2 separate regions of the Homo sapiens genome follow, and region 2 is linked to region 1. A link is a contact called in ENCODE Hi-C or POLR2A ChIA-PET data. All regions are on one chromosome and are shown on one strand. The core of a region is the stretch at or near the end of the contact, and the rest is flanking DNA. Distances in the headings are between cores, read along the strand shown. Region 1 has its middle 16 kb from the start of TRAT1. Region 2 has its middle 40 kb from the start of TRAT1.

Region 1 (4,897 bases), core at 716-3,215:
AACTTGACTACCTCTAGGAGCTGCAATAATAGAGTCTTTGTTGTTACCCTCTCATGCATTCTAGGCTGATTTGAAGAAAGAGCATTATATTTCCTATGGAAGTTTATACTGGAGATGAAGCTAAATGATTGAATGCCATTCAGGAAAGTGGGTTACAATTGTTACTACATTAAATCAACAAATATTTGATGAGTACTTACTACGCACAGCCACTTTCCAGGTATTGGAGAAGGAATGCTGAAGAAGATAGACAGGGGCCTGGCTTCCTGGAGCTTACATAGAGTCTTATGCAGGCAAAGTAGACAACAAACAAAAACTTAAGCAAGATATTTCTATTTTAATGTGTGCTATACTGTCAAAAGTGGGATATGATGGAATGGCATGTACCTGGGGAAAAAAGTGCCCTACTTTACTTGAGTTCTAATGGGAAACCTTTCTGTATACTTGAGCTGAGTTTGAGCTGAGTCATTGAGGAAAAGATGAAAGAAGCTTCATAAAGAACAGAACCCTCGCCAAGCAGAGGCTTCGGCAAGTGCAAAGGCCATAGGTAATAAAGAGTTTATCTTAAGGAGAGAAAAGGAGGCCAATGAGGCTCTAAAGGCGGGGTTGGCAAACTTGTTCTAAAGGCCTTGATGGTAATATTTTAGGCTTTGCAGACAATATGTTCTCTGTTGGAACTATTCAAGTCTGTTACTGTAGTATAATAACAGGCACAGATGATACATAAAGGAATGAATGTCGGTATGTTCCAATAAAACTTCATCTGCAAAAACAAATGATAGGGTGGATTTGGCCCATGGGCTGTATGTAGTTTGCTAACATTTGCTCTAGAGTAGAGAGCAGAAGAGAAAGTGTTAAATATTGAAATTGGAAAACAGGGCAGGGTCCAGACTCTGCAGGGTCTTAGGGGATGGGAAGGAGTTGAAATTTTAATCTCAGTGCAATGTAAAGCCATTGAAAACTCCCATTAATTAAGGGAGTGGCTTGATCTAAAATAGTTTTAAAAATATTATTCTGGAGGCTATGTGGGGAAGGGGTCATAAAACCCGTAAGTGTAGAAAGAGGTAGGGAGGCTAGGGATGATAATGCTTGGCCTGGAGGAGGCAGTAGAGGAATGGTGTGAATGAATTACCAGGTCTTCTGGCCAGGCATGTTGGCTCACGCCTGTAATCCTAGCACTTTGGGAGGCCAAGGCGGGCGGATCACTTGAGGTCAGGAGTTCAAGACCAGCCTGGACAACAGGGTAAAAACCTCACCTCTACTAAAAGTACACAAATTAACAGGACTTGGTGTTGGGCACCTGTCCAACACCAATTCCAGCTACTGGGGAGGCTAAGGCACGAGAATCATTTGAACCCAGGAGGCAGAGGTTGCAGTGAGCCAAGATTACACCATTGCACTCCAGCCTGGGCAACAGAGAGAGTATGCCAAGGTAGCAAGAATGAGTTCCAGATTTCTGGCTGGAACTAGATTTCTGGGTGATGATAGTGCTATTATCAAGATGTGGAAGATGGAGGAAGAAAAAAAGTTAGGTTTCAGCGAGTTTTAATTTCTTAATTAAATTAAGATCTACAAGACATCCTGTGTCACTCTTCAGAATGCCTGAATCACTACAAATAAAAATAAAGCATTTTTAAAGAAGCAGGTGAAAGAGCAAAGCAAGCCTCATATCCAGTCATTCACACAAGAATGGCTGGGAGGGAGTGTACTTAAGCCCCTCTCAGCAGATCACGATATAATATATAGAGATACCAGGCCGTGAAGCTACACAATCAAATGCAACTCAGGACTTTTGTTAAGGTGGCCACAACTATCACTTCCTTTGTCAAAATAGAAGAACTCCTTCCGCATAGGAAGCTGCATACTCTACCTCTTATCTCTGTTTCTGCACTGTCAGTAAGCAAAATGGTAGAGCAGTGAAAGGGGACTGATTGCAGGCAGATAAAAATAACTGGTGTAGAAAGACACAGGATGTTAGTTGTGACCAGCAAATGATGCTGCAAATGTGCTGCTACACATATTTCTCTGTTGGGCTTTGACCACATCCTAAAACACAACTCAACATGTCAATACGTCAGAGCTAGTTTGCTTGGTGGAGTAATCTAATCATAGGCATAAGAAAAAAAGTAACTATATTTTACTGTTTTGACTTAATTCAACTTAAACCGGATACTCCTAGGAACACTACTTCAGAAAGCAATCACAGAAATAGGGAATGAGTTAGTGGACTGTGAGTTAGAACACAAGCGAAATAATGTTTCCCAATCTATTCTGTATTAGTAGGTAAAGTTTTAACAGGTGATTTTTGGTCAAATATATTTAAGATAAAATTTAAGAAGCATATTTTTCTGAAGCATAAACTTGAAATAGTCATGTTTATGACAGAACATCTAAATGCTAATCTTTAACACCATTAAGGCTAATGTGCAACATGAAACCCCAGAAGGAGGGTATAGTATTTGATGTTTTCAAATTTATTAAAAATACACCACAATTTGGTAAACACATGCACCCATCATACATATCAACTATATATTTTAACAAAATCCTCAATAGAGTTACCATCCCATTTTATAATTCTAGGATCTGTTTGGATTATGCTTTGCTGCAAGTAACAGAATAATCCATTTTAGCTACTTAAACAATTATGGATTATTTTTCTTTAAAAAGCAAGAAACCCAGAGATAGATTTATGGCTTTTCAGCAGCTCAGCAACGTCAGAACACACTCAGAAGTTTTCCTGACCTCCTCCTCTTGGTTATAAGAAGGCTGCTGCAGCTAAAAGCACTGTAGCTGTGTTCAAGAAAGAGGAAGGTGTATTAGGAGAGGTCAGGGGATGTCAGCTTTATCTGTACCTTTTAACAATAAAACAAGGCCGGGCACGGTGGCTCACTCCTGTAATCCCAGCACTTTGGGAGGCTGAGGTGCGCGGATCATGAGGTCAGGAGATCAAGACCATCCTGGCTAACATGGTGAAACCCCGTCTCTACTAAAAATACAAAAAATTAGCCTGGCGTGGTGGCGGGCGCCTGTAGTCCCAGCTACTCCGGAGGCTGAGGCAGGAGAATTGCTTTAACCCGGGAGGCAGACGTTGCAGTGAGCTGAGATCGCACCACTGCACTCCAGCCTGGGCGACAGAGAGAGACTCATCTCAAAAAAATAAACAAATAAATTTTAAACAATGAATAAAACAAAATATTTTTCATAATCCCTATAGCAAACACTTCCTTGGGTCTTATTATCTGGAATCAGGCTACATGATCTACTACATCTAACAACTGTGAAGGATGGGAGGGCAGCGGGAGGCTTCAGAAAATCAGTGAATAGGCAGAGCGTGGTGGCTCATGCCTGTAATCCCAGCACTTTGGGAGGCCGAGGCGGGCGGATCATGAGGTCAGGAGAATGAGACCATCCTGGCCAACGTGTTGAAACCCCATCTCTACTAAAAATACAAAAATTAGCTGGTCGTGGTGGCACGCACCTGTAATCCCAGCTACTTGGGAGGCTGAGGCAGGAGAATCGCTTGAACCAGGGAGTCAGAGGTTCCAGTGAGCCAAGATCGCGCCACTGCACTCCAGACTGGCAACAGAGTAAGACTCCATCTCAAAAAAAATAAAAAGAAAGAAAAGAAAATCAGTGACTAGGTTTCTCATAATTGGTTTAGGTGCCTATGTTCCCCTATGTGGGTTGGGCACATTCATTGTTTCAAACAAATGAGACCACAGGGAGAAGTTGAATTTTGACTAGGCAACTAATAGCATCTGCTATACAGGCTCTGTTGTAAGACAAATTTAGTGTACCTCATTCGTTATTTTCAAATTGTAATGAACACTGTAATGTACCACCCAGATCCCCCTTCAGGAATAAAGTGCTGATTACCCAGCTGCTGGGAGGGTTTCTTGAAGACTAGCCTCAAGCTATCAGCTCCCTTCAGGTATTGCCTCAACTGAAGAGAATCACCTTACCAAGGACATACCCTCATCACTGGGCCACTTGCATCATCATGGGCCTACAGGAACCTGACCCCTCCCCTCCCTGAATCTGAATCTCTAATAACTATAGATAGCAGAGATAGGCATTTTTGTTACCACATAAATCATTCAGGACTACATACCGATTGTATTCAATAAAAGATTCAAATAACATAGAATTTTACAAAGTAAAATCTTTTTCACAGAAACCTTTCTTCTCTTGTTTTTAATTACGAATTAAATTACTTATTTTGATAGATCTATTCCATTTTTCTATTACTTCTGAATCATTTTTGTAATTTGTGTTTTTCTAGGAATTTATCTATTTCATCTAAGTGTTAAGTTTGTAGGAAGAAAGTTGTTCATAATATTTCCTTATAATTCTTTTAATTCTTATTTGGTTTGTACTTAATGTTTATTAATGTTGTGGATCTTTACAAAAAAACAGCTTTGGGTTCCATCCATTTTTTTCTGTTGTGTTTCTGTTCCTATTTCATTGTTTTTTGCTTTGATCTTTATTGAATTTTCTTCTGTCTACTTTGTGTTTTACTTTTTCCTTCTTGCTTCTCAAGGTGAAAGATATGATGGAGACTTTTCTTCCTTTATTATAGAAGCATTTCATGCGATGAATTTACCTCTAAACATTGCTTAGCTGCATACCATAAATTTTGATATGTTGTATTTTTATTTTCTTTTGAAGTGTTTTACAAGTTCTCTTTTGATTTCTTCCTTGACTAATCTGTTATTTAGACGTCTGTCATTTAATTGCAAAATATTTGGAGATTTTCCAATTATCTTTCTATTGTGGATTTCTAATTTAATTCTATTATTATAAAAAGGACTTATTTCAATGCTTTTTATTTTTTGAGACTTGCTTTATGGATTTTCATACAGTCTATGCTGAAGATTCATGTGTGCTTGAAAAT
Region 2 (4,897 bases), core at 1,735-4,234, 57 kb after region 1:
CATTTGGGGTGAAGTGGGGTTGGCAGAATGAAATTCACTGGTATTACGTTGGTGCAAAAGTAACTGTGGTCTTTGCCATTAAAAGTAATGGACAGGCCAGGCGCGGTGGCTCACACCTATAATCCCAGCACTTTGGGGGACCGAGGCAGGCGGATCACGAGGTCAGGAGTTCGAGACCAGCCTGACCAACATGGTGAAACCCCGTCTCTACTAAAAATACAAAAATTAGCCAGACATGGTGGCACACGCCTGTAATCGCAGCTACTCAGGAGGCTGAGGCAGGAGAATCACTTGAACCTGGGAGGCAGAGGTTGTAGTGAGTTAAGACTGCGCCACTGCACTCCAACCTGGGTAACAGAGCAAGACTCCATCTCAAAAAAAAAAAAAAGAAAGTAATAGAAAGACCACAATTACTTTTGCACCAACCTAATACTTTTCCATGTACCGAATCTGCTCCAAACCACTCAGAACATTTGTAGAGATGAAAGAAAAGCCAGTTTCCTGTAAGATTAATATGAAAAATTCTCACATATGCATTAAATTGTTTCCTCTCCATTAAAATTTAGGATATTTTATCTGTAACTATGAGAAATTAAATTTGTATACAATTATTGCTTACTATATTCACAAGTTCAGAAGAAATAGTTGAAAGAATAAAATTGTAACTTAAGGAGATCAATTAGAAAATGGATAAGACATATGCAGATATTTTAAATAAATATTAACCTATTTTTAAAAGACCAACCATCCCTTGGCTATTTACACTTCATCTTGCTGTCTAAATCCTACTATCAAATTGTTAAGGGCAATATTACTTACTGTCGCTAACTTGGTATCAATTACCAAGTTAGTATCAGTTTGATCTAATTTATTCAACCTCAGCAGGCCTTAGAAGACAAGGTTCCAGCAATAGACAAATAAAGCCGTCTGCAGAGTTTAATGCTAAGTACTGGTTTGGGAAAAAGAACAAAGAAGTGGAACAGTCAGATTCTAATTGGGAGGCAGGAGCTGCAGCCTCTTGTTGCAGGGGATTTAGGAGAGCAGGGAAACTTGTTTCTCTGGACAGAAGTGCTGCAGTGTCCCCTGCTCTCTAAGTGTCTAAACCTTTGATTACCTTAAGAAAGAAAGACCTTTTCTTGTGCTTGTTGACATCTTCTTGTCAATTTTGCCACTCTTGTGACATTAGCATATTCCTCATTAGCAAAATCAGAATGTGGTAGATTAATGCCACACACTCCTTCTCTCACTAAGTAAAATCCTATTCATCCTTTATTCCATTTCTGCAAATAAAAATGAAGTCTTAGGCCTGCTTTTCACTTCTTATGCTAAGTAATGAAGTTCCTAAGCCTGGCCTTAAAAAATGCAAGTCTTCACAATCAACAATAGGTGGCTAAAAAAGATGAAGAGATGTCCCCTCTCTCCTGAAGTTACAAGATAGAGCTTTCTGCATCATAAAATAAATTCAAATAGTCTGATGTGATAAGGTATTAAATTAAGAACATTCACAAGAATATCAATCTTGCTTCTGTGCAACAAGGAGACTTGTGTGAATATTCATAACTGTTGCCAACTTCTTCTATTCTCTGTTAATATAAATTTGTCCTTGGAAGTATGGTTAGAAGAGATTCTTCTAAGACTTTGAAGACTAGTTTGTTGCAATGCCCTGTGATAATAACCAGAAGAAACGTGCAATTCTGATTGGTTATCTTACTTGCCCTTGTAATATTATAATTGACACCTCAGTGCTTGTTTGTTTGTTTGTTTGTTTTTGAGATGGAGTATCGCTCTGTCACCCAGGCTGGGGTGCAGTGGCACAATCTCAGCTCACTGCAACCTCCACCTCCCAGGTTCAAGCGATTCTCCTGCCTCAGCCTCCCAAGTAGCTGGGGCTACAGACATCCTCCACCATGCCCTGCTAATTTTTTTTGTATTTCTAGTAGAGATGGGGTTTCACCATGTTGGTCAGGCTGGTCTCGAACTCCTGACCTCAAATGATCCACCCACCTCAGCCTCCCAAACTTCTGGGATTACAAGTGTGAGTCACCATACCCGGCCACCTCAGTGTTTTTAAACAATATAAATGCTTGAAAGATTACTAGGTCATACAAAAAAATAATCACTGGCACTTTCTTTTTTTCTGACAGGCATAATGGAAAAGTTAAAGCCTATGACTGCAACTTTTTTTTAACACAGAGATGAAGGGTCTAGCTAATTTATCGGGAACAATATCTATTTAAATCTACCTAACAAGCTATTATAAGAAGGGGCAGCTGAGGTAGTAAAATGGAGAAGTAGGCAAAATGCAAGGAGCTGTTATTTTCAAAATGACCCTGTAAGGCATTCTTCCTACAAAAATTTGTGTAAGCCCACTATGTGCTAGTCACTATTCCAGTGTAATGGCCAACCCAGTGCCCAGTCGGTGTTTGGGGCTATCAACAACAGTCCCCGGTTTTGCATATGCACTTTCCCCACCCTCATTCAGCCACGTGTCTCACAGGAAATCGAGCCGTTCCCCAGGTGAGAAAAGGAAATCAAGGTGGGGCATAATTAGTTCAAGGGTATTGTAACAGAGCCACAGGAAGAAATGGTTTCTCATCACCTATCTGAGCACTTTTGCATCTGATATGACACCCAGAACTGCTGCAGTCATCTTGTTACTACTCTGAGGATGAAGCCAGAACCAAGAGACTGAGCAGAGAGATGGGAGAATACAACCAAAATCACTTGGGGCAGTTTACTCAGCCCTCACCCTTGCCTCTTACCCAATTAAGGGACAAAGGCCTGTGGATTTTGTTACTATATCCCATTTCATTTTTCTTTTTCCCTCATCCAGGCTCATGGCATCTTTCACCTGACTTACTACAATAGACTTGTGATTTATCTCTCTTCCCCAAGTCTTCTGCTTACTCTCAGAGTGTGTCTAAGACATAGCTCAGATTATTTCCCTCCTCTTTTAAAAAACCCCTACTGATTTTCATTGCTTAGACCAATTGTTCTCAAACTTCAATGAGAAGTAAAAAATCACCAGGGGATTTTATAAAGCATACATATGTGAGTCACATACTTCAGTGATTCTGACTCATAAGTTTTCTATTGGAGCCTAGAAATCTACGCATTAACAGCCTGGTGATTCTTATGTAATATGACCCTTGAATCACCATTTGATAAGCATTTATTTAGATGTGAAAGGCCAAACTGTTGCAGAACTTTCTCCTTAGTTCAGCTAAAACCGGGTTCTTGTCACATGACCAGGAAGGATTAGGCTCACAGACACATAGAAGGGTGAGGAGTAGAAATTATTGGGTGAAAAGGAAAAAGGAAAAATAACTCTCAGCAAAGTGAGAGAAAGTCCTGCTAGCAGGTTTTCCACCTCACAGATTGAATTCCAGGTCACCAACCAGGAACTGAAGAGGCCAGGCTCCTCCCCCTGCCAATGGCATGAACTTCCCGAGGCTGCACCCTGTCCTCCCAGTGCGCAGGTGGGCAGTATTCAGTCAGGAGAGGGCAGCTTCATCTGGGACCAGCAGTCTGGTTTTTCAGCCTTCAGGCCGTTTTAGGCTTGAAGGCGAGGTTTCGCCGGGGACCCTTGGTTGTCTCATCTCTATCAAAACTACTTAACTAGCATCTTATGTCTTCTTTGCCCAGTCCCCAAACATCTTTCAAATTGTATTCATTCACAGCATCTCCTATATACCAACCACACTTGACTACTGCTTCCTAAGCATACCATGCATTTTCAAGGCTCTGTGATTCAACTTTCCCTGCCTAAGATAATCTTCCCCATCCTTGAGATTTAGCTTAAACATCACAACCTTCATTAAGCCTCCTTTGACCTGCCCCTTCAACGGCATTATGTAAATTTGTTGTCCTTACTATATATTCCAAAATCACACGACCTGGTCCTCTACTTAGCACTTTAACAATGTGTCAGAGCCATTTTTGAATCTCAGATAAATTATAAACATCTGAATTAGGGCTTTATTTCATTTATCTGTGTTAAAAATTCTCGGCCGGGCGCGGTGCCTCACGCCTGTAATCCCAGCACTTTGGGAGGCCAAGGCGGGCGGATCACGAGGTCAGGAGATTGAGACCATCCTGGTTAACATGGTGAAACCACGTCTCTACTAAAAATACAAAAAAATTAGCCGGGCGTGGTGGCAGGCGCCTGTAGTCCCAGCTACTCGGGAGGCTGAGGCAGGAGAATGGCCTGAACCCGGGAGGCGGAGCTTGCAGTGAGCCGAGATAGCGCCACTGCACTCCAGCCTGGGCGACAGAGTGAGACTCCATTTCAAAAAACAAACAAACAAGCAAAATTCTCACCAGACCCTCCAAAATATTGGAATTATATACATGTTATAATATAACTCTTTACATTTTAAAATAATAAATTAGGGCATTGGAAAGATGAAGAGAAGAAAACATATTAACAAAATTGACCAATCAAGTTTGAAAAAAGAACTTTTAGAAAAGAAATATAGATATTTGCTATTTGAAATATATAAAACATTTGATGTTAAATCAGTTAAAATAGCTAGTGATTGATAGTAACTGAAGAAATGACTCAGTATGAAGTATAAAGAGATGACAAACATGAAAAATGTTAAGATACTTGAAAGAGAGAGTAAGAAGCTTTATGTAGAGGTAACTGACGTTCTTGAAGAGAATAAAAATGGAAAATTTGCAATATTCGAAATACCTGAAAATTTTCCAGAAATGATATTAAATCAATAAGCAGATTTAGGAAGTGCAGTGAATCCATATCTAGATGCTTTATACTGAATTTGCAGAACACCAAAGACTAAGAGATGATCTTAAAGTAGCCAGAGAAAAAAGGTCATTATAAAGAAGTTATTATTCTGACAGTTGACTCCTCAAATGCAGCAATACAAGCCAGAAA

Evidence for each region. Hi-C counts contacts between places; a loop is a spot of excess contacts on that map. ChIA-PET counts read pairs that join two places held with the same protein, here RNA polymerase II (POLR2A). Pooled maps may share reads with other maps.
Region 2: a pooled map shows a loop between it and region 1 (5-fold over the local background). The contact joins two enhancer-like sites. A Hi-C loop is called at or near these places in 1 of 168 maps with a recorded cell type or tissue (PC-9) and 5 of 50 pooled maps. POLR2A ChIA-PET finds 5 or more read pairs at or near these places in 1 of 52 experiments (activated naive CD4-positive, alpha-beta T cell).

What each region holds. Positions count from the first base shown.
Region 1 is chr3:108,804,591-108,809,487 of GRCh38, forward strand. No RefSeq gene overlaps it. Among named protein-coding and RNA genes, the nearest start is that of TRAT1, 16 kb to the right of the region's middle. Within about 2 kb of position 1,966, at least 2 of the 41 ENCODE cell types and tissues checked have a DNase peak (open chromatin) inside an H3K27ac peak, as active enhancers do.
Region 2 is chr3:108,860,492-108,865,388 of GRCh38, forward strand. No RefSeq gene overlaps it. Among named protein-coding and RNA genes, the nearest start is that of TRAT1, 40 kb to the left of the region's middle. Within about 2 kb of position 2,985, at least 6 of the 41 ENCODE cell types and tissues checked have a DNase peak (open chromatin) inside an H3K27ac peak, as active enhancers do.